2 separate regions of the Homo sapiens genome follow, and region 2 is linked to region 1. The links are chromatin contacts, found by Hi-C or POLR2A ChIA-PET in ENCODE. All regions are on one chromosome and are shown on one strand. The core of a region is the stretch at or near the end of the contact, and the rest is flanking DNA. Distances in the headings are between cores, read along the strand shown.

Region 1 (4,181 bases), core at 115-2,614:
ACAATAGACCTCAAAACGACAACAAAAAGGAAGAAATCCTAATCTCATATATCGTGGGGATGAATCTCACAACTAAAATGCTGAGTGAAAAAATAAGCTGCAGACAAAATACACAGTGTGACACTTCAGAAATTCCTTAATTCTTAAAACTAAGACATTTTACCGTGTAAAATAATACTATACATTGTAGTGAAAGTACCAAGAAATGACTAGGAGACCGAATATCCAAATTCAGATCATTTGATTTCTTAGGCTGAGTGGAGGCTACCTAAGTATTCATGATATCACTCATAATACATTTTTTCTCCTTTCAATATTTTATTATGAAAATTCAAACAGCAAAGTTGAAAGAATTGTCCAGCGGACACTCATATATCTACTACTTAGATACTATAATGAACACTTTGCTATGTTTGTGTATCACATATATATCCATCTCCCCATTTTTACAATTTTTTTGAACAGTGTCTTGCTCTGTTCAGAAAAATAAAAAAATATGGGGAGATGGTATATATATATGTGATATATATACGTCCAGGCTGCAGTGCGGTGGCCGATCTTGGCTCACTGTAGCCTCTACCTCCCCAGCTCAAGTGATTCTCCCACCGCAGCCTCCCAAGTAGTAGCCGGGACTAACAGGCGTGCACCACCACACCCGGCTAATTTTTGTGTTTTTGTAGAGACAAGTTCTTGCCTTGTTGCTCACTCTGTTCTTGAATTCCTGGACTTAAGTGATCACCTGCCTTGGCCTCCCAAAGTGCTGGGATTACAGGTGTCAGCCACCATGCCTGGCCTCCCCATATTCCTGATATCTTTTCATAGGTCAGAAATATTTTGTAATTAAACTTTTTTTTTTTAAAGGGGAAGAAACACATAGAGAAAAGCTTATACTTTTAATAGTTAAACTAGTACAGGTCAGAAAACAAATGACGCCTACATATATTACGTGAAGTGCTGCATTTACGCATGATTACTTTTCATAGTAATGATAGCTAAGTAGCCATGTGACAGGCCTTAGAAAGCTAAGGCTGAGAGAAGGCTCTAATCTAATTCTGTTGTTTTACAGATGGGGAGGCTGAGTCTCAGAGAAGTTGTTCACCCAAGCTCATACACTAACTGGCTAAGAAGACAGGGCCTAATTTCTTCTCTTATCCCCCACAATTTGTTTTGGCTCCAGGCCTAAGCACAGATGCAAAATGCTCAGAAGTAAGCGAAGAATCAGGGCAGTTGAGTTGCTGCAGGCAGCAAAACCCACTCTTGGCAGGAAGGGGTGTGGCAGCCTGGCCTTGCTGTGCAAGCCCCCGCGTGTGGCAGCGAACACTCAGGAGCAATACCTGTTGGGTAATGGGGCTGTGGGGAAATCCCGGCCTGTGTTCAAATAGCTGGTGATGTTGTGTTGAAAGAGGCATTACCAACTGGGTGTGGCTGCTGGTGTGAGGACACATCCTGTCCCACAGAGTCCTTCATGGAAACTCAGAAGGCTAGGTCTTTTTGTTTTCTTCCATTCACGGGTATGATCTTGGTTTGCACTCCAGGACGGAGTTCTCACATGGTGTGACAAGAACAGCAGGGATGGGGGAAGTCACCTGGAATCAGGACTCTGGTCCGAATGCTGGCCTGCCGGGCTGTGCTGCCTAGGATAATTCACTTTCCTTCTCTGGGCCTCCATCTGTTTTCCCATCTGAAAAGTGAGGGGAGATAAAGTAATCTTCATGTTCTCTTCCAGATCCAACTTTCCTTGACTTTAACCATTGCACAAGAGTCTTTTGGAGCCTCGGGTGGGCAGGAGGAGGCCTAAGGGAAAAAGGACTAGACAGTGAGCAGATCTCTAGGGGCCAGGGTGGCTTCTGTCTTAACCAAGGGTCTGTTTGTAGCTCCCATGGGGGCCGGCACACACTGGGTCACAATTAATGTTTTCTCATTTATTGGGGTGAAATGGGGAATGTTGGCCGGGCCGGGCTGACATCTTGGATAACCTCATGTGAAGACTATTCACTTTCAGAAGATGCCGGGATGCACCAGTAAAAAATCCAGAGCGGCTCAAGCCCCTGAACTTTCAGCTGGGGAATAGCCCCAAATCAGCTGACTGTGGCAGTAGGAACCCAGAGAACATAATTGAAGTGAGAATTTATTGCCATCTAGTGTCAGAGTCAGGGATCACAGGAATGATTTCTTCATTTTTCGCTCTTGTTCCAGAAAGGGGATAAAATCCAATTGTACCATTAAAAATACCAGAGAAATCCACTATTTAAAAGACCTATGTGTGTATTTCTCTGTGACATGAATGCTTTTGTAATGTGTATACTATCCTACTAATTAGCCCCTTTTGAAAACTTAGGTAATAAAGGGTTTTGTTTAATATGAATCTTTTGTTAGTAGAAGTTTAGATACCGAAAGACCTTTATCGTTCCTATGTCAAGCTAGTTAAGAAGTGCGCAGTGGCTCACGCCTGTAATCCTAGCACTTTGGGAGGTCAAGGTGGGCGGATCACGAGGTCCGGAGATCGAGACCATCCTGGCTAACACGGTGAAACCCCATCTCTACTAAAAACACAAAAAATTAGCTGGGCGTGGTGGCACGTGCCTGTCATCCCAGCTACTCGGGAGGCTGAGGCAGGAGAATCGCTTGAACCTGGGAGGCGGAGGTTGCTGTGAGCTGAGATCACAGCACTGCACTCCGGCCTGGGCAACAGAGTGAGACTCTGTTTCAAAAAGGACAAAAAAAAAAAAAAGTGCAAGTGGCGCCCTTTAAATAAGGCAAGTCAAATGTTGGATGCTTAGTCCTTCACTTAAGTAATAGTCACCCATAATTGTGTTTTGTGTTTGATGTCATGCTTTAGGTGGAACACATTTATCATCTCGCTTACCCTGACGATTATCCCAGGGAGTAAAAGTGGTTGTCTCTGATTTACTGATCAGACACTAAGAAATGGTCATTAATTTGCTCTGGGAGCACGCAGTCTGTGGTAGCAGCAGGACTCGGACTCTGTTTGTCTCTAATAAGGCCTGCTTTTTGTCTGTTAAACCATACTCCCTTTCCCATAGTAATAAAATCAGCTTCCCATAATGTCCCAGGATACAACTATGTACTTGTACTGTGTGTATAGTACTGGTGGTTAAGACACTGGGTTCTGGCCAGGTGCAGTGGCTTGTGCCTGTAATCCCAGCACTTTGGGAGGACAAGGCAGGCAGATTGCTTGAGCCCAGGAGTTCGAGACCAGCCTGGGCAACATGGCGGAAAACCCCATGTCTACAAAAAATATAAAAATTAGCCGGGTGTGGTGATGCATGTCTGTAGACCCAGCTATTCAGGAGGCTGAGGTGGGAGGATTGCTTGAGCCTGGGAAGTCAAGGCTGCAGTGACCCATGACGGCAGCACTGCCCTCTAGCCCAAGTGAGACCCTGTCTCAAAAAAAAAAAAAAAAAAAAAGATAAGAAATTGGATAAGTTGAGTTTTTGAGCCTTACTATTTGAGTTCCCAGCCATGGCATATTCTATCTGTCTGACATCGGGACAGTTACTTAAGTGCTCCGTGCCTCAGTCTCCCCACCTATAAATGCAAATGATGCTAATGATAGTGCCTACTTCATAGGGTTGTTGTGAGGCTTACTCCATCTGAGGTGCTTAGAACAGTGGCCATGACAGTGAAGTGCTCAATAAATAGTACTTAGAAATTGACTAAATGCAGGGAATTTGAAATGCCAGGCTTGTGAAATGAGCCCTTCTATTGTTGGCCTGCAAAATGTGAGTTTAGAATTTTTTTTTTGACAGGGTCTTACTCCATTGCCCAGGCTGGAGTGCAGTGGCATGATCATAGCTCACTTGCAGCCTTGACCCTCCGGGCTCAAGCGATCCTCCCGCTTAATCCTCTCTTGTAGCTGGAACCACAGGTGCACACCGCTACACCTGGCTCGTGTTTTGATCTTTTCATAGAGACAGGGGTCTCACTATGTTGCCTAGGCTGGTATCAAACTCCTCAGATCAAGTAATCCTTGCACCTCGGCCTGCTGAAGTGTTGGGATTACAGGCATGAGCCACTGTGCCCCGTTGAGTTTGGAATTTTGATTATGAGTGCCTTCAGGTGGGCCTGTGTTTGATTGTGAGTGCCTTCAAGTGGGCCTGTGTTTGATTGTGAGTGCCTTCAGGTGGGCCTGTGTTTGATTGTGAGTGCCTTCAGGTGGG
Region 2 (3,711 bases), core at 505-3,004, 550 kb before region 1:
TTCAACAAATGGCCAAGTTCTCTTTGCATTTCTTGCTTCTGAAAATCAGTTTGAAGCTGCCTTATATCTTTTCTGGAAAGCAGTAATAAATCGGGTTAAATCATAATCTCCACAATATGTACAACTATGCATTGAATGAGTTATTCCTAAATTAGGCAGACATGTTCAACAATAAAGTGTATCAGAAAGTGAAGGAGCTAAGATATGAATAGATAGAACCTATGAATCTTCCCAAGGAAAGCAACACAGTACGGCAGAAAGAGCGCTCGCTGGACTTGGAGTTGGACAACGTAAATTCAAATCTCAGCTCTATCTCTCAGTGGCTGTGTGGACTTGGGACCACATTATCATTCTAAATTTTATCATTTGTGAATTGGGGAATACCATCACTCTCCTCCCAGGGTTGTTGGGAAGATTAAACGGGAATTCAGCCACCAGTATGCCATTTCTGCCCCGGGTGGAAAAGATTCAAAAATAAGACACCAATTGTCAGTAATACAAAGTGGATGGATGCAGTGGTGGACACAAAGCAAACACTGAAGGGGAGACGATGTACGGGGGCAAAAGAAAGAAAAACATTAACAGCTAGGTTGTGACTTGGTGTTGGGTGTGTTTTCACAGAAGGGAGTCGCCAGTCATTCCTATAAAGCAGTCTTCTAAACCAAAGGATAAAGGTGTGGTAGGCTATCTTTTGAAGTGAGCATGTAAAATTCCTGGAAGGAAAAGTAATGAAGAGCTAACGGTTCTTGGAAAGAGGTTCTGAGAAGTGACTGGGATTTATAACAAGATACTCTTTTACGCAGAGTTGTGAAGTGGAAAGAACTAAACTGGAATACCAGCTCCAAGTATGACCTTGGGCAAGTTACTTAACCAATCTAGAGTCTCAATTGCAAAATGCAGATAATACCTCACAGGATTGCTGTAAGATTAAATAAGATAATGGATAGGAAAGCTGTTAATGCGATACAAATAACAGGTATCATTAGGAGTTACATTCTCCACCCACTTACAACATTATATGTCCATGACCTTGGGCGTGATTTCAGCTCTTTGCACCTCGGTTTCCTCATCTATAAAATGGGGAGGATGATACCATCTACCCTATAAACACTCTGAGGATCAAAGGAGACCATAGATGAGACATCAATGCCTTGAAAACCGTACAGTGCTAAACGTATAGAAACTGCCATCGTTGCTGATACATTTGATGCATGTCAAGGGCCGTGTTTATGCAGGGAAGCACGTATTTTTATGCTATACAGGTGAGGAAGCCTCTCATGCATTTATGCATCCAGGAGTGGGGCACGGGGCACAGATGCACATCTACGGATTCCGGGGGTGTGACTTGCACGCTTGAGAGGAGGACCGGAGGTCAAGCTGCTGGGCCAGGAATCAGAGGAGTGGGCGCTACAGTGGGGGTAGTGGGATGCAGGATGCATGGATGGAAAAGGCTGGGGGCACAAACACGCATGCCCAAGCCGGAAACGTTTTCGGGGGAGAGCAATGCGCATCCCCGGAATGAGGGGGGTGGGGAAGGATGCGATGTGCAAGCACGGAGGGCGGCCCGGGGGTGCGATACCGCACGCCCGGGGCCAGGACTCTTTACCTTGTCGCTGTAATCCCTCAGGACCCGCTCGATAGCCCCTGCTTCGCCGGCCCGGACGATGTAGAGGGCGCGCTCCTCATCCATGGCCGCAGGTGCGGGGGAGCCGCGGCCGCTCTGCGCGCCCAAGCCGCTGCCTCCAGGTAAACGCCTCGCGCCCCCGCTCGCTCCTTCCCAGCTTCCTTCCTTCCCTCTTTCCCTCCCTCCGTCCTGCCTCCAACCCGCCAGCCTCCGCCCGGGCCGGCCCGACGTCACCGCCCCTCAACTTTCACCCCGCGACGTCACCGCTCCCCCAGCAACCGGCGCCTCACGGCCGCCCCTGACAAGGCCCAGGACTCGGTCGAGGCCTGGCTAGCGGACCGAGGCGGAGTCAGGCCCAAGGCCCTGCTTGCTCTCCTGCCTCTCCCTCCCTCGGAGAACTGTCCAGTCTTTTAAGGGGGCTTTCACAGACTGAACCGTTCTTCTTTCCTGACCCTCCTCTATGAATCATTCTCAAAGGACTAGAGCAACCCGGCTCTTCCCCGCCCATCTATGAACCAGCCGCTAAATGGACTGCAATTCCCTGCATGCAATGGGGCTATCCCGCTCTTCCATCTAATTTACTGGCGTGCCGAATGGCATGCTGGGATTGGTAGTCATCCAGCCGGAAAGAATTCCCGCCAAGGGCATGCTGGGAACTGTGGTACCGCGAGGGCCGGAAACGGGAGTCTGGCGGCCGCCTGAGGCCAGCGGCGGGGAGACCGTTAGAGGGAGGGTCTAAGCGTCTGCTTCGGTTTTGTTCGTTATGTCGCTGACTGTCCTGCTTCAGTCTCGGCTGGCTGGGCTGGCTGGACTGGCCGACGGTCGCGGAAACTGCCATCCCTTGGTGGGAACTGTCAAGCACGGTTTAATTCCCTTTTCTCATTTAGCGGTTTCGGTCTCGGGAATTCCTTCCACCCTTATTTGCGTTCTTGTTATGTACTCAGCTACAGTAATGTGGGAAATAATTGAAGGCAGTTATCTGGATAAAAGAGGACTCGGCGATTTTCTGCCTTAATACTAATCTCTAGCATGCATCTCGTGCCACCGGGGCTCCAGACTCTCTTAGGTAATTTCCCTATATCCTCTAATTCTCCCAACACAAATTTTTGTGGAAATAAAAAGGAACCCGAATAGTTTCAGTAATTTATCCTAAGTCACACGGCCAGAGAATGGGAAAGTCGAGGTTTGAAACCAGGCCTTTCCCCCCGAAGCGGCCGCTCTACGACCTCCGGGAACTGTAATAATACCGATACAGTAGCGGTGGTGGTGATGACAAAGATTCCCATTGCCCCGGTGGTAATTACGTGTCAGGCACTCTGTTAATACTTCACCTGTGTTAGCTCAATCAATTTCATACACATTCATTCAACAAATATTTGAGAGCCTGTGCTGTGCCCAGGTGCTGTTAAATGCAGTGTGGATACAGTGGGCCCAAAGTAAAGTCCCTGCCTTCATGGAGCTTCCATTCTAGTGAGCACCCATATGAGTTATTCTCATTTTAAGATGAGGAAACTGAGTCTTGGAGAGGTTAGTTGGTTAATTTATCAAAATTGCAGATTTTTGGAAACTGAATTTGAACTCAGAGCCTGTGCTCTTTCTGCTCTCCCAAGCTTTTTTTTGATGGAAAGTGGATGAATTCTCCAAGTAATTTCAAGTTTTCCATTCCAAGCAGCCTTTACCCATAATCATCCTTGATGTCTCCCCTACCAGTCTCTCCCTCTTGAGCTGTGCTGAAGAGGAACTAGAGGGGGCAAAAGTTTATTTATCTAATGATTGAATTTCTTCTATGCTGTGGTAGATATTCTGCTAGATACTGGGAATTCGGAAATAAGAACGAACATGGGACCTGAGTTTATGGAGCTTTTGGTCTTTCTGTATATTATACTTTCCATGCAGCAAACATTTATTGAGCATATTTGAGTCAGGCATTGGGGTAGGTGCTCTGTAATAAATTAAGTCAGAAAGATTTTAATCCATCTCTCCAAAAAGCACATTTTAGTAAGGTCATGGAATAGTTAGCTAATTTTCTAAGCTAATAGTAACATCTTGCAATTGTTTTTAACAGTTTACAGAACTTTTTAATACTT

The links. A loop is a pair of places that touch in the nucleus more often than their neighbours do. ChIA-PET counts read pairs that join two places held with the same protein, here RNA polymerase II (POLR2A). Pooled maps may share reads with other maps.
Region 2: a map of MCF 10A shows a loop between it and region 1 (4-fold over the local background). The contact joins the promoter of RIC8B here to the enhancer-like site in region 1. A Hi-C loop is called at or near these places in 1 of 168 maps with a recorded cell type or tissue (MCF 10A) and 8 of 50 pooled maps. POLR2A ChIA-PET finds 5 or more read pairs at or near these places in 1 of 52 experiments (WTC11).

The regions. Positions count from the first base shown.
Region 1 is chr12:106,224,939-106,229,119 of GRCh38, reverse strand. No RefSeq gene overlaps it. Among named protein-coding and RNA genes, the nearest start is that of CKAP4, 21 kb to the left of the region's middle. Within about 2 kb of position 1,364, at least 13 of the 41 ENCODE cell types and tissues checked have a DNase peak (open chromatin) inside an H3K27ac peak, as active enhancers do.
Region 2 is chr12:106,772,725-106,776,435 of GRCh38, reverse strand. It overlaps RIC8B (RIC8 guanine nucleotide exchange factor B), which reads right to left and starts at 1,754. Exons shown (of 10, transcript NM_001330145.2): 1 at 1,607-1,754. The coding sequence starts at 1,690. LOC100287944 (a long non-coding RNA gene) reads left to right here and starts at 1,605. Exons shown (of 4, transcript NR_040246.1): 1 at 1,605-1,746. RefSeq lists enhancers at 1,234-1,283, 2,054-2,605 and a silencer at 1,614-1,843.